Regions from separate parts of the Homo sapiens genome. Here regions 2 and 3 are each linked to region 1. A link is an interaction called in ENCODE POLR2A ChIA-PET data of the cell type or tissue named here. Cell type or tissue: MCF 10A. All regions are shown on one strand. Links, peaks and the distances in the headings refer to the core of each region. The heading gives the core; the rest is flanking DNA.

The links. ChIA-PET counts read pairs that join two places held together with the same protein. Peaks named below come from ENCODE experiments on the same cell type or tissue, not always from the same donor. Only the 100,000 strongest peaks of a DNase experiment are listed, where the experiment ranks them.
Region 2: POLR2A ChIA-PET joins it to region 1 with 5 read pairs; 2 of 35 experiments call an interaction of 5 or more read pairs at or near these places.
Region 3: POLR2A ChIA-PET joins it to region 1 with 5 read pairs; 2 of 35 experiments call an interaction of 5 or more read pairs at or near these places.

What each region holds. Positions count from the first base shown.
Region 1 is chr2:202,336,275-202,343,242 of GRCh38, forward strand. It overlaps the pseudogene PIMREGP1. Among named protein-coding and RNA genes, the nearest start is that of BMPR2, 37 kb to the right of the region's middle. In MCF 10A, for the core only: no CTCF peak of the experiment used is centred there; a DNase peak (open chromatin) is centred at 3,497.
Region 2 is chr2:202,390,107-202,397,074 of GRCh38, forward strand. All of the region lies in intron 1 of BMPR2 (bone morphogenetic protein receptor type 2), which reads left to right. Among named protein-coding and RNA genes, the nearest start is that of BMPR2, 17 kb to the left of the region's middle. In MCF 10A, for the core only: no CTCF peak of the experiment used is centred there; no DNase peak of the experiment used is centred there.
Region 3 is chr2:202,403,197-202,410,164 of GRCh38, forward strand. The region is part of intron 1 of BMPR2 (bone morphogenetic protein receptor type 2); the gene reads left to right. Among named protein-coding and RNA genes, the nearest start is that of BMPR2, 30 kb to the left of the region's middle. In MCF 10A, for the core only: no CTCF peak of the experiment used is centred there; no DNase peak of the experiment used is centred there.

The sequences.
Region 1 (6,968 bases), core at 947-5,946:
GCTGAGTGGGCAGGGGCATCTCCAGATAGCCGGGTGCTCTTCTGGCTCAGGCTGTGAGCTGGGGAGCCACTGCCCTTCTGTGCCCGTCTCTTCCTCCTCCTGGCCTTCACCTGGGTCTCCACCAGCCACTTGGTGCCACTTTGGCAGGACTCCTGGATTCTCTGGGACATGGCACCCAAGGCACTCTTAGCTGAGTGAGCCGTAGCCTGGAGGCCCTGCTGCCCTGGCTCTGGGGTTTCCAAGCATTTGCAGGAAGGGCCTGCACGGAAGTTGAGGTTGATGGCTCTCAGAGGCAGCCTCCATTGGAACTGTCTGCACAGGGACCCCAGGGACCCGCGGAGTTCTCCTGATGGCTGGTCACGGGCTGCAGCTCCTTGCATCCTCCAGCTGCTCCTGGTGCTGGAGACATCTCCGGTGCACGGAGGTCCCCATTCTCTGCCACCAAGAAGCCATCTGCCTGGCCAAGAGTCTTCTCTGCCCACTAGACCCCGACACAACCAACGCCAATCACACCCCGAGCATAGCTGCCCCACTATATACATTTAATGGATATTTAACTCCCTTTCTACTGTTTTTTTGTGTGATTATAAACATCCTTGTATATATTTAAATCATTAATTTGTGCCATAGCAACTAAACCAAGCTTGTTTCCAGACTGTAAAGGTTTGCAAATTCCAGCTTCCTAAGTCTTTACTGAAATAATTCAGCATGATTTTTAAATTTACTTATAGTGCCTACCTTATAGCCTGCATTGTGGTAAAAACCAAAGCAGCTGAAGAATGATCCCTGCTTATGATGTAAAAATGGAGGCAGAAGACCTAAATCTAAGGCAATATACAATTTAATGTGACAAAATTATGATATAGAGGGTATGTAATTGCTGAAGGAATTCCAAAGAAAAAATAAATAAATTCTGACTTAGCTAATGTTGGCATCACATGATTGTTTTATATGTGGTGAAGACTGTCGGTGCTCACCAGTGACTGTGTTCTTTTCTTCTTCCTGGCCTACAGCCAGAGTCCCTCTTCCAGCCTCCAGTGCAGTTAGGTATGACCATGTGACTGTTCTGGCCCGTGGAATGTGAGCAAGAGTGATGGGCACCACTTCTAGGTCCATAAAAACCTCTCAAGCACAATCCTCACTCTTTGGCCATCCCTTCTCTTGCTGAATGGAGAGGACAAAGAAAGGGACAAACAAAAGGGTGGAACCACAGTTGGAAAAAAGCCTTTGTCCTTCAAGCAGTTCTCCTGCCTCAGCATCCTGAGTAGCTGGGACTACAGATGTGTGCCACCACACTGGTTGGGCCTTAGTTTCATTATCTGTAAAATGCAGGGTGGGCCTAGATGGTAGCTAAAGGCAGTTACAGTTCTAATTTTCTTTTTTGTTTTGTCTTTTTTTTTCTTCCTTTTTGTGGAGAACGGGGTCTCGCTATATTGCCCAGGCAGGTCTCAAACTCCTGGGCTCAAGCTATCCTCCGGCCTCTGCCTCCCTGACAGCTGGGATTACAGGCGTGAGCCACCGCGCCCTGCCTCTAATTTTCTTTAATTAAATTTCCTGTGATTCTCACTCTAACCACGTGAAGTCAGCAGGACAAATATTATCTCTCTTTTACAGATCTGCTAATCAAGTCCTCAGAGATAAGTCTGTCCCCAAGGGGAATGAGGCCTAAAAGCACCTCATGGGCTAAGGATGGAGTGGTGGAGCAGTGTAGAAGATTGTGGGGCTTTAAAAATTCATTCTTTCTGAAAAATAAAGGGAAACTCAAATGAGAGATCCCACCTTGCAAAAAATTTATCTTTCTCTAAACCTACTATACACAGGATGACTTCAGCACTATTTTTATCAGACAGAATCATATCAGTGTGAACCAAGAAGTCCTAAAAGGAATAATAAATCACACATAGGCAGCTGCAGCCAGAATTATCCTAATCCAGGGATAATTCTGTCCAATAAACTTAAAAGATTGCCTCGAAGTTCCAGAACATGTTAGCAGTAGAGCTAGACAGAAACCCAGCCTTCTATCCCCAGGACTGGGCACTCTTATCATGTCGAAAGGCTGCAGGGGTAAGGCCACGGTTGAGGACATCTCAATTTTCCCTTGGTAGCCATTCATGACTGATGCAAAGCCCTAGAGTCATTGTAAGCTTTGCCACACAACTCTGCCATATAGTACATTTTTTACTACGGCAAGCAACCTCTATGAAGTTCTTTCTTCTTTCCTTCCTTCCCTCCCTCCCTCCTTTTTCTTTGTTTTTCTTTCGCTTTATTTCCCTCTTTCTTTCTTTCTTTCTTCTTTCTTTTCTTTCTTTCCTTTCTCTCTCTTTTCTCTTTCTTTCTTTCTTTCTTTCTTTCTTTCTTTCTTTCTTTCTTTCTTTCTTTCTTGTTTCTCTCTGTCTTTCCCTTTCTTTCTTTCCCTCTTTCTTCCTTTCTTTCCTTTTCTTTCTTTCGACAGTGTCTTGCTCTGTCGCCCAGGCTGGAGTGCAGTGGCGCCGTCATAGCTCAGTGCAGCGTCAACCTCCCAGGCGCAAGCTGTCCTCCCACCTCAGCCTCCCGAATAGGTGGGCTAATTTTTGTATTTTTTATAGAGATGGGGTCTTATTATGTTGCCTAGGCTGGTCTCAAACTTCTGACCTCAGGTGATCCTCCCATCTCAGCCTCCCAGATTGCTGAGATTACAGGCATGAGCCACTATGCTGGGCCAGACTCTTTACTTTCCACACTTCTCCGCAATTTGATCATTCAAACCTGTGTGCTGAATGATGCCTGCGGAAGGTTGAATATTGTATCTGCTAAATGCTTCTCTTAGCTAGGATTTGGAGTCTAGTGAGCATGTGTCAAGCTGGCAACATTCAATGTCATCCTCCTTCGCTGATAACTCAGCTGCCTTGTGCTGAGAGGGCACTCCACCATGGGCCCTGAACATGCCTGCACTCTCTTGCTGAGTAGGCCAATCCATAAGACTTTCAGGCTCCTGATACTGAGCAATGTCTATAGCTACTCACACAGATATAACTAGGCCAAGGCAACTACTGTAATTACCTGTAACTGCTTGCTCCCTAGAGGGAGTGGGGATTGGCTCATTTGCTGCTTGCTCAAAAAGTGCTAAGCCCTTGGCCCAGGATTCCTCTCCTGTAATGCAAACCACTGCAGATACATATGTCATCTGGGCTCATTGGGTTGCCCCATTAGAATTTGAGGGCAAGGGAAACCATTGCAAATAGGCTGACACATGCTATTTGCTGTGCCATGAATAATAAATTCCTCTGTCTCTGACCAAGGAGTGTCATGACTATTGCCAGGATCCATGAAACAATGACAGACTAACATATTAGCTTGCAATTGGCCTTCATTGTCCTTGCAGCCTTTTCTCCACGTGCTCCACTTTTGCACTCACCCAGTAGTCTCCCAACCTCTGGTCCCCTGGTGCATGGGGCTATCTGACTCTTAGTATTTGCAGAGAAGCTAAGGCTGTGCAAAAGCTATAGACATCCAATCTACAGAGCTCTTAATTCGTGATTCATTCTGCAAATATTTACTAAGGACCTATGCCAGGAACTATTCTATATGATGCAAATGCAACAGTGAACAAAATGAACCAAGTGCCTTTACTTATGAAGATTGCCTTCTAGTGGAGGAGACAACCAATTTAGGACCCTCTCTATATATAGTCTATATATATATATATATATATACTTAAGAGTATATAAATTTTCTGGGGTTTTTTTGTTTTTGTTTTTGTTTTTGAGACGGAATCTCACTCTGTCGCCAGGCTGGAGTGCAGTAGTGCGATCTCGGCTCTCTGCAATCTATGCCTCCTGGGTTCAAGCAATTCTCCTGCTTTAGCCTCCCAAGTAGCTGGATTACAGGTGTGCACCACCACACCTAGTTAATTTTTGTTTTGTTTTGTTTTGTTTTGTTTTTGAGACAGAGTCTCGCTCTGTCGTCAGGCTAGAGTGCAGTGGCGCGATCTCAGCTCACTTCAACCTCCACCTCCTGGGTTCAAGCAATTCTCCTGCCTCAGCCTCCCAAGTAGCTGGGAATACAGGTACGTGCCAGCACGCCCAGCTAATTTTTGTATTTTTAGTAGAGACGGGGTTTTACCATGTTAGCCAGGATGGTCTCGATCTCCTGACCTCATGATCTGCCTGCCTTGGCCTCCTAAAAGTGCTGGGACTACAGGCGCCTGCCAACACAGGCGTGAGCCACCTCGCCCGGCTTATTTTTTAATTTTTTTTTGAGACAGAGTCTTGATCTGTTGCCCAGGCTGGAGTGCAGTGGTGTGATCTCACTGGAACCTCCAGCAAAAAGAGAATGTTTAGATATTAAAGTTTTGGGGCCAGGAATGGTGGCTCCCACCTGTAATCCCAGCACTTTGGGAGGCCGAGGCAGGTGGATCACTTAAGGTCAGAAGTTTGAGACCAGCCTGGCCAACATGGTGAAACCCCATCTCTACTAAAAATACAAAAATTAGGCCGAATGCCATGGCTCACACCTGTAATCTCAGCACTATGGGAGGCCGAGGCCAAGGCGAACGGATCACTTGATGTCAGGAGTTCGAGACTTGCCTGACCAACATGGAGAAACCCCATCTCTACTAAAAATACAAAATTAGCTGGGCGCAGTGGCACATCCCTGTAATCCCAGCTATTTGGGAGGCTGAGGCAGGAGAATTGCTTGAACCTGGGAGGCGGAGGTTGAGGTGAGCCGAGATCGCGCTATTGCACTCCAGCCTGGGCAACAAGAGCAAAACTCTGTCTCAAAAAAAAAAAAAAACAAAACACAAAAATTACTTGGGCGTAGTGGTGCGTGCCAATACTCCCAGCTACTCAGGAGGCTAGGCAGGAGAATCACTTGAACTCAGGAGATGGAGGTTGCAGCGGGCCGAGATCTTGCCATTGCACTCCAGCCTGGGCGACAGAGTGAGACCCTGTCTCAAATAAATAGACAAATAAATAATAGGCCAGGTGTGGTGGCTCACGCCTGTAATCCCAGTACTTTGGGAGGCCTAGGTGGGTGGATCATCTGAGATCGGGAGTTCGAGACCAGCCTGACCAACATGGAGAAACCCTGTCTCTACTAAAAAAATACAAAATTAGCCAGGCGCAGTGGCGCATGCCTGTAATCCCAGCTACTCCGGAGGCTGAGGCACAAGAATCGCTTGAACCCGGGAAGCGGAGGTTGCAATGAGCCAAGATCATGCCATTGCACTCCAGCCTGGGCAACAAGAGCAAAACTCTGTCTCAAAAAAAATAATAATAATAATAATAAAGCTTTTTGTCCTGAACATCCTAATTTATCCCTATAGAAGAGCCAGAGGATTCCAGGCAAGGATTATGTAGGAACAGTGCTCAGCAATGTGATTTGAAGAGCATCAGATATGCTTTCTTATTTAAAAGTATCTCCTTTACTTGCCTCGTTTCTGTGGAGTAAACTTTACTACAAACTCCAGTCTTTGTTTGGTGGATAGATAACAGTTCTTGGCCAGGCGCGGTGGCTCACCCCTGTAATCCCAGCACTTTGGGAGGCCGAGGCGGGCAGATCATGAGGTCAGGAGATCAAGACCATCCTGGCTAACACGGTGAAACCCCGTCTCTACTAAAAATACAAAAAATTAGCCAGTCATGGTGGCAGGCGCCTGTAGTCCCAGCTACTGGGCAGGCTGAGCCGGGAGAATGGCGTGAACCCAGGAGGCGGAGCTTGCAGTGAGCCGAGATCGCGCCACTGCACTCCAGCCTGGGCGACAGAGCAAGACTCCGTCTCAAAAAAACAAAAACAAAAACAAAAAAAACAAAAAACAGTTCTGTCTGCACTCAGGCTTCTCAAGGTCTCCCCTTCAAACCCTCCTACTCCCTTCACCCCCAGGAATACTGGGGCTGCTATTCCATATATAATATTTTCCCATCATAACATATATGTTAACCCTTAAATTGGTAAGTATAAGAGATATGTGCGGCTGGGCGCTGTGGCTGAAGCCTGTAATCCCCCGAGGCCGAGGCAGGTGCATCACGAGGTCAGGAGATCAAGACCATCCTGGCTAAGACGGTGAAACCCCGTCTCTACTAAAAATACAAAAAATTAGCCGGGCATGGTGGTGGGCGCCTGTAGTCCCAGCTACTCGAGAAGCTGAGGCAGGAGAATGGCGTGAACCTGGGAGGCGGAGCCTGCAGTGAGCGAAGATCTCCCCACTGCACTCCAGCCTGGGCAACAGAACAAGACTCCGTCTCAAAAAACAAAACAAAAAACAAACAAACAAACAGAAAAAAAAAACAAAGATATGTGCAAAGGGGAGTGGAGATCCATAGGAGGGAATGGCAACTTTCTTAAACAAGTCTAGAAAGGTTTCACTGGGAAGATTGCAGGATAACTGGGATTTGAAGGATGGTTAGAATTTTGCCAGGTGAAAACAAAAAGGTTTTCTCAGGTGGAGGGAATAGCATGAACTTTATTTAATTATAAAATTTCTTTTTGAAATAGAAGTATTCCAGTTAAGGATGGCCGGGAGTGGTGGCTCATGCCTGTAATCCCGACACTTTGGGAAGCTGAGGCGGGCGGATCTCAAGAGATTGAGACCATCCTGGCCAACATGGTGAAACCTCATCTCTACTAAAAATACAAAAATTAGCTGGGCGTGGTGGCACATGCCTGTAGTCCCAGCTACTCGGGAGGCTGAGGCAGGGGAATCGTTTGAACCCAGGAGGTGGAGGTTGCAGTGAGCCGAGATCGCGCCACTGCACTCCAGCCTGCTGACAGAGCAAAGCGAGACTCTGTCTCAAAAAAAAAAAAAAAAAAAAAAGTAATATTCCAGTTAAGAATAACACATTAGGGATAACACTAAATCTTCATATAAATTTATTGTATTGGCTCACTTTACTGATTGATTGAAGGTTGCAAGATAGCATAAGACTCTTGGGTTGCAGGTTTTGGGAAAGAAGAGTGGGGTGGAAGTGGGAAAGATAACTCTGTTTATC
Region 2 (6,968 bases), core at 957-5,956, 54 kb after region 1:
ATAAATATCTGTATAATTAGAATTTGCTTCTAAACAAGGTGGAATAATATTGCGTATATTGTACATAAAGTTTTGTGATTATTGATCTGGGACAGTTCTAGAAGTAAGATCATGTGGTTAGAAATTTGTACATTTAAAATCTTGAAATGAACTGCTAGAATTTCTTCAAAATAGGTTGTACTGTCATTTCTACCAGTAGTGTATGAGAACCTCCCTTTTCTTTCGTGTTTTTTTTTTTTTTTTTGAGACAGAGTCTTGCGCTGTTGCCCAAGCTGGAGTGCAGTGGCACGATCTTGGCTCACTGCAACCTCTGCCTCCCAGGTTCAAGCCATCCTCCTGCCTCAGCCCCCCAGTAGCTGGAATTACAGGCACGTGCCACCATGCCTGGCTAATTTTTGTATTTTTAGTAGAGACAGGGTTTCACCATGTTGGCTGGGCTGGTCTCGAACCCCTGACCTCAGGTGATACACATGCCTCGGCCTCCCAAAGTGCTGAGATTACAGGTGTGAGCCACCGTGCTTGGCCGAGAATCTCCCATTTTCTTATACCTTTTCAAATACTACGTAATATCATTCTTTTCAATTTTTGCCAGAGCAAAATAAATGATATCTTGTTGGTTTAGAGTCCTTTAATTATTAGTGGAGCCAAGCTTTTCATGCTTGTCAGCCAGTTGTATTTCTCTGAATTGCCTATTCTAATGATTTGTTTGTTTTTCTTACTGATTTAAAGGTGTTACATGATATAAATATATGATATAAATGACTTTATGCAATTACAACTGCTTTTTTTTTCCTTTATGACATCTGGTTTTGTGTTATCTTAGGAAAGCCTCTACCTTATGTACAACTACCAAAAATGCTTTTAGTAAGTAGTCTTTTTTTTTTTTTTTTTTTTTTTTTTTGGGAGATGGAGTTTCACTCTTGTTGCCCAGGCTGGGGTGCAATGGCGCAACCTCTGCCTCCCGGGTTCAAGTGATTCTTCTGCCTCAGGCTCCCGAGCAGCTGGGATTACAGGCATGTGCCACCACCCCCAGCTAATTTTGTATTTTTAGTAGAGACAGGGTTTCTCCATGTTGGTCAGGCTGGTCTCGAACTCCTGACCTCAGGTGATCCGCCCGCCTCAGCCTCCCAAAGTGCTGAGATTACAGGTGTGAGCCACTGCGCCTTAGTAAGTAGTCTTATAGTTTTGTTGTTGTTGTTGTTGTTGTTTTTCAATAAAATAGGGCCTTGCTCTGCCACCCAGGCTGGAGTGCAGTGGTATGATCACAGTTCACTGTAACCTCAATCTCCCGGAAGCTCAAGTGATCCTCCCACCTCAGCCTCCCAGTAGCTGGGACTACAAGTGTGTACCACCATGCCCGGCTAATTTTTTTATTTTTTGTAGAGATGGGGGCTAGGCTGCTCTTGAACTCCTGGGCTCAAGCGACCCTTTTGCCTTGGCGTCCCAAAGTCCTGGAATTATAGGCATGCACCAACACACCTGACCAGTGTACACTCTTTTTTTTTGGAGACAGGCTGTCACCCAGGCTGGAGTGCAGTGGTTCAATCTCAGTTCACTGCAGCGTCTGCCTCCCAACTCAGGCCATCCTCTCACCTCAGCCCCCCGAGTAGCTGGGATTATAGATGCATGCCACCATGCCCGGCTACAGTCTACACTTTTTTCTTTTTTTTTTTTGAGATGGAGTCGCACTCTGTCGCCAGGCTGGAGTGCAGTGGCGCAATCTTGGCTCACTGCAACCTCCGCCTCCCGGGTTCAAGCGATTCTCCTACCTCAACCTCCTGAGTAGCTGGGACTACAGGCGCGCGCCACCACGCCCAGCTAATTTTTGTATTTTTAGTAGAGATGAGGTTTCACCATATTGCCCGGGATGGTCTCGTTCTCTTGACCTCGTGATCTGCCCACCTTGGCCTCCCAAAGTGCTGAGATTAAAGATGTGAACCACCGCACCCAGCCTACAGTCTACACTCTTTTTTTTTTTTTTTGAAAGAAGTCTCGCTCTCGTCCCCCAGGCTTGAGTACAATGGCTCAATCTTGGCTCACTGCGACCTCCGCCTGCCGGGTTCAAACGATTCTCCTGCCTCTGCCTCCCAAGTAGCTGGGATTAAAGCGCCTGCCATCACGCCTGGCTGGTTTTTGTATTTTTTAGTAGGGATGGGGTTTCACCATGTTGTCCAGGCTGGTCTGGAACTCCTGACCTCAGGTGATCCACCTGCCTCAGCCTCCCAAAGTGCTGAGATTACAGGCGTGAGCCACTGTGCCTGACCCAGTCTACACTCTTAACTGCTGGACTGTACTGTCTCTTACATAGTCAAGTTGTCTTCTCATCACTGAATTCCAAATAAAGAAAGTGTTACATTTGAGTTGAAAGTATCATTTAGGGACAGGTTATTTGATACGTGTAAAATATACTTCTGCGGACATGTCACAGTATATTTTATGTGTGTCATGGTAAGTAGGTGACCAATATCAATTGGGTAAAATGCCTGATCATTGGAACCCAGACATTTCTGGCTCTCATTGTAGAGCCTTACTTATTTTCATTTAAAAATGTCTAAGAGCTGTAGTTGTTTGAGTTTCTAGCTTTAAAAAGTTAAGGGAGCATCTGGCCGGGCGCGGTGGCTCACGCCTGTAATCTCAGCATTTTGGGAGGCCGAGGCGGGCAGATCATCTGAGGTCGGGAGTTCGAGACCAGCCTGACCAACATGGAGAAACCCCGTCTCTACTAAAAATACAAAATTAGCCGGGCGTGGTGGCACATGCCTGTAATCCCAACTACTTGGAAGGCTGAGGCAGGAGAATTGCATGAACCCAGGAGGCGGAGGTTGCGGTGAGCCGAGATCGTGCCATTGACTCCAGCCTGGGCAACAAGAGCGAAACTCCGTCTCAAAAAAAAAAAAAAAAAAAGTTAAGGGAGCATCAAATAGGTAAATAAATGACTAGTATCAATGACTTAAAATGGCTCAGCATGTACCTATATTTAATACATTCAGAACAACTTTGAGTTAGAACCTAGTCTCTGCAGTTGGTGTATGGAAATACATAGCATAAACTGGAATTAAACTGGAATTCTTTGTCACCCTAGTAGTCCATTCTAGTAGTCCTATTTCACAGGATGTGATACACTTAAGGTTAGAATAATGGTAGCAAGAGATAAACAGACAGAGTTTGGGGAGTCTGGGAGAGGAAGGAGACAAAATATTTTACTAAGTTTCTCTCATACTGTCTTTCTATCTCCACCCAAACTGCCCCAGCTTGGTGTAGCCTTATTGCCCTTGCCTTTGCTTTGATCTATACTGGAGTAGGCTCCAAAACGGTGTACGATTCTTTGACTGTGACCTCTGGTAGTAATTTAAAAATATATATATTTTTTTGTAGGGACAGGTCTCGCCATGTTGCCCAGGCTGGTGTCAAACTCCTAGGCACAAGCGATCCTCCTGACTCAGCCTCCCAAAGTGTTGGGGCTACAGCTGAGAGCTACTGTGCCCAGTCTAGACAGTAGTTTTAATGTTAGAAAGCCTTGAGGGTACTACTTGAAGCAAAGAATTATATTTGAAAACAGAATTCTAAACAGTGAAATAAATGACAGTACCAGAAGAAAGTTAACAGATAGGAATATTAAAATTACTAAGAGAATATACTCTGTGGGTTGCATTTATCACCTGTAAGTTAGGTGAGCTGATTCTTGAAATCTTTTCAAGCCCATTTTACTTATTTAGGTCACTAATTATAGAGTTTGTTGTTTAGAAGATGGCATCTAATTAAGGTAATGAGAGAGCGAGAGAGAGAGAGAGAGAGAGAGAGAGAGAGAGAGAGAGAGAGAGAGAGAGATTCCTGTGAGATTCAGCTGAGTCATATCATCAGTAATTATCTTGAGAACTGTGTTGGAGGAGCAGTGAATTTCTGTTGCTAATGAATATTTCATTATTGTTTGAAGGAACCGGTTGTATAAAAGATTACTCCTGGCCGGGCGTGGTGGCTCATGCCTGTAATCCCAGCACTTTGGGAGGATGAGGCAGGTGGATCACCTGAGATCAGGAGTTCAAGACCAGCCTGGCCAACATGGTGAAACCCTTTCTCTACTGAAAATACAAAAAAGTTAGATGGGCATGGCGGCAGGAACCTGTAATCCCAGCTACTTGGAGGCTGAGGCAGGAGAATTGCTTGAACCCGGAAGGCGGAGGTTGCAGTGAGCCAAGATCGTGCCATTGCACTCCAGCCTAGGCAACAAGAGTGAAACAACGTCTCAAAAAAAAAAAAGTAATAATAATAATAATAATATTTCCCCCAAAATAACTGACATTCATAAAATATACAGAGAACCATATTAGATGCTTACTAGAAGTAACAGATTAAGTAAAATAGCTACTGTTTAACAAAAGTAACTTCTCCCTTTATGAGTGCCTGCTATGTGTCAAGTGAAATGCAGTGTTTTTACATACATTTTCCTTAGATCCTCAGAGTAGCTGAAAGGTAGATATTTTTCCTGTTTTAGAGTTAGGGAAACAGACTAACAGAATAAGTACTTTGTCTAATGATATGTAAAAATAATTATTGAATTATTCATCGAGTACCTCCTTGTGGCAGGTATTATACTACGTGCTTTATTTAACCTGATTCTTATATCAGCTTTCTTTTTCATATATTTATGAAAAATATAGATTTTTTCATAAATAAAGATATTGAGGCACAGAGAGGTTAAATAAATCATCCAGAGTCTAGAAAGTGACAGAACTGTATTTCAAACCAGTATCTTCTTGATTTCTAAAAGTCTTTACTTTTTTTTATTTTTTTTTTTTTGAGACAGAGTCTCACTCTGTTTCCCAGGCTGGAGTGCAGTGGCGCAATCTCGGCTCACTGCAACCTCCGCCTCCCGGGCAAGCGGTTCTCCTGCCTCAACCTCCTGAGTAGCTGGGACTACAGGTGCCCGCCACCACGCCTGGCTAATTTTTGTATTTTTAGCAGAGACAGGATTTCACCATATTGGCCAGGCTGGTCTTGAACTCCTGATCTCGTGGTTCACCCGCCTCGGCCTCCCAAAGTGCTGGGATTACAGGCATGCGCCACCACGCCTGGCAAGTCTTTACTCTTAACCATGTTTCCTCTCATGACTTCTTCATGTTGTAAGATACAATTTATCACATTGACTTGCCTTTCAACTTTTAAATTCTGTGAATTTTTCTCTCTGTAAACTAAGCAAGGTAGGACAAGTCGATTAATATCTTTACACCAATTGTGTATAAGGAATGTGTGATTCATTACCAGAAAGATTACTATTCTTGATCAATTCTGTTTCCAAATTAGAATGTATTCACTGAATATATACTATGTTTAACTGTGTTATGATACAGAAGTGTGAATCTTGGTCCCAGAACTGAAGCTATTATAGGATAAGAACATAAACATGATGGTTTATGCTCAACTACTAAATTGTAAGTTTAAAAATCCAGATTTGGAGTAAGATATACAGAATGCACATAGATAGTAATAATTTGGGCAATGGATAAGTCACTGTGGCTGAACAGGTAGGGATAAAAGCTTACAGTTCCTAGCTGAATGCGGTGGCCCATGCCTGTAATCCCAGCACTTTGGGAGGCTGAGGCGGGTGGATCACCTGAGGTTGGGAGTTCGAGACCATCCTGGCCAACATGACAAAACCCCGGCTCTACTAAAAATACAAAAATTAGCCAGGCATGGGGGCGGGAGCCTATAATCCCAGCCACTCGGGAGGCTGAGGCAGGAGGATCGACTTGAACCTGGGAGGCGGAGGTTGCAGTGAGCTGAGATTGCACCATTGCACTCCAGCCTGGGCAACAAGAGTGAAACTCCATCTCAAAACAAAAAACAAACAAAAAACAAAAAAAAAAGCTTACAATTCCTTTGAGGCTGGGCTAAGGAAATTGGCCTGATGATGGAGATGTTCTTTGGAAGAGCAGCCAGGTGGCAAAGGCACAGTGATCAAATATGTGATTAATAGGAGTGATCCAGTCCTAAACAGGGATAGAGGCTGAGAGGCCTAGTCAAGTGGTCTAAACTGCACATGAAAAGGAAGGGAAAAATCGGTAACTTGAGCAATCCTTTATCATCCCTACAGCCACTCAGTTTTAGGTCTGATCAGCAGTTATTCCACTGAGCTGCTGGATGAGCTGAGGGTGGTGATGAAGGCTGAGTTATTTGGTATATATGTAGTCTACCTTATTTAATATTGGCTCAGTTGCTGTACTCAGCTCTGAAGACTTGAAATCTGGCTGATGGGTTATCATTCTATGTGAAGAAAGTATTGTAAGGGGAGTATAGATGGTTAAGGAGGTAGCAGTAAAAGCAGTGCAGAAGAACAGAGATGTGCATGTAAGAGCTCAATGATACTGTTTAGGGTTGCATTTACCAGGTAGATTCTTCTCACTATTTTTATTCTTGATAGCTGGGGTCTTTGGGACATCTAGGCTTATCTATTTTGTTTGGCTGCAAAAAAGTCAGGTAAGAGGAAACACTTGGAAAGCAAAAAATAAATGAAGGCAGAGAACATCATAAAGAGATATATGAAAAGAAGCCCCATTTAAATTATTTGGTAAAATGTGATATACATGGTACATCAGAGATATTGCATGCTTGGATTTTTTGGATTTTACAGATACAGCAACAATGTATTTCATTGATGTGAATGCCTTAGAGTTATCTTGAGCAAGAAACTATTTTTTTTTTTGAAACGGAGTTTCGGAGTTTCGCTCTTCTTGCCCAGGCTGGAGTGCAGTGGCGCGATCTCGGCTCAAGGCAACCTCTGCCTCCCGGGTTCAAGCAATTCTCCTGCCTCAGCCTCCCAAGTAGCTGGGATTACAGTCATGCGCCACCACGCCTGGTTAATTTTGTATTTTTAGTAGAGTCGGGGTTTCTCCATGTTAGTCATGCTGGTCTCGAACTCCCAGCCTCAGGTGATCCACCCGCCTCGGCCTCCCAAAGTGCTGGGATTACAG
Region 3 (6,968 bases), core at 1,714-6,713, 68 kb after region 1:
CTCCCCTCCCCTCCTCTTTTCGAGACAGAGTCTTGCTCTGTTGCCCAGGCTGAAGTGCAGTGGCGTCATCTTGGCTCACTGCAGCCTCCGCCTCCCGGGTTCAAGCAATTCTCCTGCCTCAGCCTCCCGAGTAGCTGGGACTACAGTTGCGCACTGCCACGCCTGGCTAATTTTTGTATTTTTTGTAGAGATGGGGTTTCACCATGTTGGCCAGGATGGTCTTATTCTCTTGACCTCGTGATCCTCCTGCCTTCTCCTTCCAAAGTGCTGGGATTACAGGCATGAGCCTTTTTTTCTCGTATAATTTTGAACAAAATAATACTTAGTTTTTCATTCAAATTAGAAATTTAAGTAAAAGTGATACCTCTAGAAAGTTAACGTTTGACTCATTTTAAGAAAGCAAGATTATAATAGGGTCATCTTATTTGTTCAGATTCTTTAGATTTCATATTTTTATATTTTAAAAAGTTTCAAACCTACTGAACATTTTACTTTATGTGGATGTACACTCACTTAAGAGTGAGATATTGCAGGGCGTGGTGGCTCACGCCTATAATCCCAGCACTTTTGGAGTCCAAGGCGGGTGATCACATGAGGTCGGGAGTTCAAGACCAGCCTGACCAACATAGAGACTCCCTGTCTCTACTAAAAATACAAAAGTAGCTGGGTGTGGTGGCACATGCCTGTAATCCCAGCTGCTTGGGAGGCTGAGGGAGGAGAATTGTTTGAACCTGGGAGGCGGAGGTTGTGGTGAGCCGAGATTGTGCTATTGCACTATAGCCTGGACAACAACAGCAAAACTCCGTCTCAAAAAAAAAAAAAAAAGTGAGATATTAAGGGCTTTTACTTTCTATATTTTATATTTCTATGATACTTGAATATCATTTTACCAAATTTGTAAGTCTTATAATTACTGTGATTAGAAATATAATTTTAAGCCCTAATAAAATGACTTATTGTCATTTTAGAGCTAAAATTTGTCTTGTTTCTTTGGGTTGTTTTTTTTTTTTTTTGAGATGGAGTCTTACTCTGTCACCCAGGCTGGAGTACAGTGGCATGATCTCGGCTCACTGCAACCTCCACCTCCCTGGTTCAAGCAATTCTCCTGCCTCAGCCTCCCAAGTAACTGGGATTACAGGCATGCACCACTGCACCCGGCTAATTTTTATATATTTTTTTAGTAGAGACAGGGTTTCACCATGTTGGCCAGGCTGGTCTCGAGCTCCTGGCCTCAGGTGATTCGCCCGCCTTGGCCTCCCAAAATGCTGGGATTACAGGCGTGAGCCACTGAGCCTGGCCTAAAATTTGTCTTTTGCTAGGTATATGGATTTGTAGATGAGTGTGCAGTAGCAATGATCATAGTTTATTTTATGAATTAATAGTTAATGAACATCAGATATTGGTGATACAGCAATAAACGAGATAAATATATTTCCTTTTGGAGTTCATAGTTAAGGTTTGTTACATGGGTTGGGTATATTAGGTTGGGTATATTGGGTGGTGCTAAAGTTTGGGCTTCTACTAATCCCATCACCCAAATAGTAAACATAGTACCCAATAGGTGGTTTTTCAACCCGTGCCCTCTTCCCTCCCTGCTTTTGGAGTCCCCAGTGTCTATCGTTCCAATCTTTATGTGGGTGGAGACTTTTTTTTTAAGACAGGATCTTGCTCTGCCAGGCTGGAGTGCCAGGTTGGAGGCTCACTGGCACCTCAACCTTCCAGGCTCAAGCAATCCTCCCACCTCAGCCTCCCAAGTTGCTGGGAGTACAGGCGTGTGCACCATGTCCAGGTACTTTTTAAATTTTTTGTAGAGACAGGGTCTCGCTATGTTGCCCAGGATGGTATCAAACTTCTGGACTCAAGTGATCCTCCCATCTCAGCCTCCCAAAGTGCTGGGATTACGGGCACGAGCCATCTCACCTAGCCCTGTGCACTTTTTAAACTCCATTTACAACATTGGTCAGCTTTTTCTTATTGTACTATAAATTGGACATTAATGAAGTTTTGTGGTCCTGAAGCCTGAAAAAAAAGTCAGATACAGTAATTAGAACTGTTTAACTGTTCCATCATTTCCTCTGCTATCTTATTTTTATTCATTCTGTAGAAGTCCAGACAGGAAAAGGTTGATTGTTGGTAGGGTGACTATATAATTTGCAAGTCCCAGGGCAAAATAAAAATGGGGGCTCCCTTATTCAAAAAGCAGGAAAAGGGGCAGGGCGTGGTGGCTCATGCCTGTAATCCCAGCACTTTGGAGGGCTGAGGCGGGCGGATCACGAGGTCAGGAGATCGAGACCATCTTGGCTAACACGGTGAAACCCCGTCTGTACTAAAAATACAAAAAATTAGATGGGTGTGGTGGCGGGCACCCATAGTCCCAGCTACTCAGGAGGCTGAGGCAGGAGAAGGGCATGAACTTGGGAGGCGGAACTTGCAGTGAGCCAAGATCAAGCCATTGCACTCCAGCCTGAGCAACAGAGCGAGACTCCGCCTCAAAAAAAAAAAAAAAAAAAAAAAAGCAGGGAAAATGTGCTGCTAAAGGTACTAAAATATATACCTTTTTTCTTTCTTTGTAGTGTCTCCTTCAACTTGTCATATTTTAAAAAAATTTATCATCTAATGTCAGTCTAAGCAAAGAAAAATTAGAATTTTAAATCATTAGCCTGTATTTTACTGTTCATCCCTATATGTTGTGTAGTGTCCATTTAAAATGCAAATATAAGAATATTTACCTCATTTGTGGAAACTGAAATTATACAGTCATTTTGTAGTTGCACTTGCATGTGTAGTTTGTTTTTGCTAGAACAGTAGAAACTCTGTACAAACGAACTCAGTGGTTTGTATTTCACTTCTTGATGAATACATATTCTACCAACATTCTACCTTCTGCTTACTGATGAGTAGGGAAGGACTGAGAAGAAAAGGAATTATGGGTGGCCCTATCTCTACCTTTACTTTTATGTTATTATATCCAGCATAAGTGGTTGATTAATATAGGCAAGTAATAGGAGAAATAAAGGATATAATAGGGTTCCTTCATTGTTAGTTTCATAAAACACCATTGCCTTCTTTCTGTGTTCCGAGTAAGTTGTAGCCCCTTGGGGCTGTGAGCAACCCCCTCCAGTGAGAATTAATACAATTTTCTTTGTACTCTATGGCAGAGAAGATGCTCTTACTTTGTTTTGTTTTGAGAACCCTGGCTAGTCCTTGTCAGGAGGATGCTAGGCTTTATGGGTTTAAGGAAATTGGTTATATGCTGTTAACCATTTATACAGTAATAAATTGTTTAATAGGAATTTAAGGCCCAGGCCATAACAGGAGTCCTACTGTTTTATTTTCTGGAAAGTGAATGTAGTTTCATGAGTGTGGAATATTTGTAGCATATTAAAATTGCTCTCTAGGTACAGTTAGCTTATCCCTTATGGTTTTACCCTGCTGTAAGGGGAAACCATACAGAATTGAGCATCAATGAATAAATAAACCTCTGCCAGAGATTGGCAGGCTTTTTGGATCATGGTGTCATTCCAAGTTAGGGTTAGGCACACACTAGAGGCTGTGACTTGGTAATTCAAGTGTTTCACTTGGTTGCTACTGTGCCCTGGCTGCTATGCAAGGATGGCAAGAATGGCGTAATAAACTTAAAGCTGTAGTAATGCTATAATTGTCTGATAGTAGTGATTAAGGTCTGGGTTAGTATACCCGAGGAGTCCTGTTCAGGTGTTATTCTTTTTTCTTTTTTACTTTTTCTTTTTCTTTTTTTTTTGAGACAGAGTTTCAAACTTACTCGATTGTCACCCAGGCTGGAGTGCAGTGGTGTGATCTCGGCTCACTGCAACCTCTGCTTCCTAGGCTCAAGTGATTCTCCTGCATTAGCCTCCCAAGTAGTTTGAACTACAGGCATGTGCTAATTTTTGTATTTTTTTTTTTTGAGTAGAGACAGGGTTTCACCATGTTGGCCAGGCTGGTTTCGAACTCCTGACCTCAAATGATCCGCCTACCTTGGCCTCCCAAAGTGCTGGGATTACAGGTGTGAGCCACTGCACCTGGCCTAATTTTTGTATTTTTATTAGAGACGGGACTTTGCCATGTTGCTCAGGCTGGTCTTAAACTCCTGACTTCAAACTCCTGATCCATCCTTCTTGGCCTCCCAAAGTGCTGGGATTACAAGTGTCAGCCACTGTGCCTGGCCTCAGCTGTTATTCTTCATGCGTATATTTGTTTTGTTCATTTGGGGCACCTTGTTGGTTATCATAAATTTTGGTGTGATCAGGTACTGCTCCTTAATAATACTGTATTTGGCTGGGCGTGGTCGCTCACGCCTGTAATCCCAGCACTTTGGGAGGCCGAGACGGGTGGATCACGAGATCAGGAGATCGAGACCATCCTGACATGGTGAAACCCCGTCTCTACTAAAAATACAAAAAAATCAGCCAGGCGTGGTGGCGGGCGCCTGTAGTCCCAGCTACTCGGGAGGCTGAGGCAGGAGAATGGAGTGAACCCGGGAGGCGGAGCTTGCAGTGAGCCAAGATCCAGCCTGGGCGACGGAGTTCCGTCTCAAAACAAAAACAAAAACAAAAAAAAAACTGTATTTATACTTTATTCTGCATAACTTCTTTTAACTCAGGATTTCTTTTTCTTTTTCTTTTCTTTTTTTTTTGGAGACGGAGTCTCGCTTTGTAGCCCAGGCTGAAGTGCAGTGGCGTGATCTCGGCTCACTGCAAGCTCCGCCTCCCAGGTTCACTCCATTCTCCTGCCTCAGCCTCCCGAGTAGCTGGGACTACAGGTGCCCACCACCACGCCTGGCTATTTTTTTGTAGTTTTAGTAGAGACGGGGTTTCACCGTGTTAGCCAGGATGGTCTCGATCTCTTGACCTCGTGATCTGCCCGCCTCTGCCTCCCAAAGTGCTGGGATTACAGGCGTGAGCCACCGTGCCTGGGCTTTAACTCAGGATTTCATAAAGAAAACAAGATTGAGAAAAACCAAATCTGTTTGTTGTATAAAATAATGTATAGCTCTGAATAGTCATGTCTGATTTTGGGTAAAATGCTAAAAGACTATTCTTCTATGAAGTGCTTTTTACTTTTGCAGTTTTAGGTGGCAAAATAATTTCATATTCTTATTTCCTCACAGAAACCATATGTCTGTGGTTGCTTCTTAGCTCTATCAAATATCCACCTAAGTGCACCAGTAGGTTAAATTGTTTCTCATAAAAGGTTAGTTTTGACAAATTTTTGCTGTTAGCTTTTCATTATCACCAGATCTTGACTGTACTGGCACAATGGTGTATAAAATCTAGAGAGGAAACAAATCAATGTGAACCATAGCATAGTTAATGGGTCTTCTCCAAAGCACTTATTTGGTTAGATAAAAGTACATAAAGCACTTCTCACTGTGTCTGGTACAGAGGGGAGGCATGCAACAAATGTTTTTAGAATAAATAAAAATTCAGTTCTTGTAAGCATTAGTATTAATTACATGAAGGACTTCCAGGCACTGTAATCAGTCTTCTATCTTTGAGATTTGAAAGAAGCAGGAAATAGGGCGTAGGACCTACAAGGAAACAGGAAGATTATCCATGTTTTTATTTCGCATTCCACTTGAACTATCTTGGAAACACAGGGTATAACATCAAACAATGGTCATATAAGTATTTTTTAAAATTTGTTTTTATCTGTTGCTTTATCTGCTTTGTGGTATATTATTGTATTCTATGTCTGGACATGTCTGGACGTTTTCAGTTGATTCATTAATATCAGGAGTAGTGTGAGTGTTTCCTTGTCAAGGAGATACTGCATTTTCTTCCTAGTCCCATAATTAGCCAAAGGAACAAACTACTCTTCTTAAATGTTCATCAAAACAGGTATATGAGTCTGGGCGCAGTGGCTCACGCCTGTAATTCCAACACTTTGAGAGGCCGAGGTGGGTGAATCACTTGAGGCCAGGAGTTTGAGACCAGCCTGGGCAAGACGGCGAAACCTTGTCTCTATAAAAAATACAAAAATTAATCAGGTGTGGTGGTGCACACCTGTAATCACAGCTATTTGGGTGGCTATGGCATGAGAATCACTTGAACCCAGAAGGCGGGGAAGTTGCAGTGAGCTGAGATCGCGCCACTTCATTCCAGCCTTCATGCAGAGCAAGACTCTGTCTCAAAATATATATATAAGATTACACATATATTTCAAAAAAATTATATTTTCCAAAACCAAAAACCCCACAGGTATATGATCTGTAAAACAGGCTGGACATGGTGGCTCATGACTGTAATCCTAGCACTTTGGGAGGCTGAGGCAAGGAGGATCACTTGAACCCAGGAATTTGAGACTTGCCTGGGCAAAATAGTAAGACTCTGTCTCTATTAATTAAAACAAAAACAAAAACAAAAATGACAGACATATGATCTCCGAAACAAACGAATCATGCAGGTCAACCAGGATGTGGGGAGAACTCAAAAAGGTATATAAACAATAACACACAAACCTAATTGTATTATAAATGGATAATACACTGAAGGGGTTGGGGAAGAAAATAACTTGTCTAAGATACTTTGGAAAATTATAAGGCTAAAGACAAAAAGAATTATATGCAAATATTGTGGTGTCATTAGTAAGTTTCTTTCTCATAGGGGCAGGGGTTAGCAATTCTACTTTATATATATACTTAACAGTAAACAAATTAGAAAATATTGTGGATAATAAGACCTAGGTTCCTAACTCTCTCCACTGAGAGGACCTAGAATTAGGAATACCACAGTAGCAGTGACCACAATAGTGCCCCAGATCTTGATTTCTTTTCTTTTTCTTTTTTTTTGACAGTGTCTCACCCTGTCGCCCAGGCTGGAGTGCAGTGGCACGGTCTTGGCTTACTGCACTCTCCACCTCCTAGGTTCAAGTGATTCTCCTGCCTCAGCCTCCCTAGTAGCTAGGACTATAGGCATCTGCCACCACGCCTGGCTAATTTTTGTATTTTC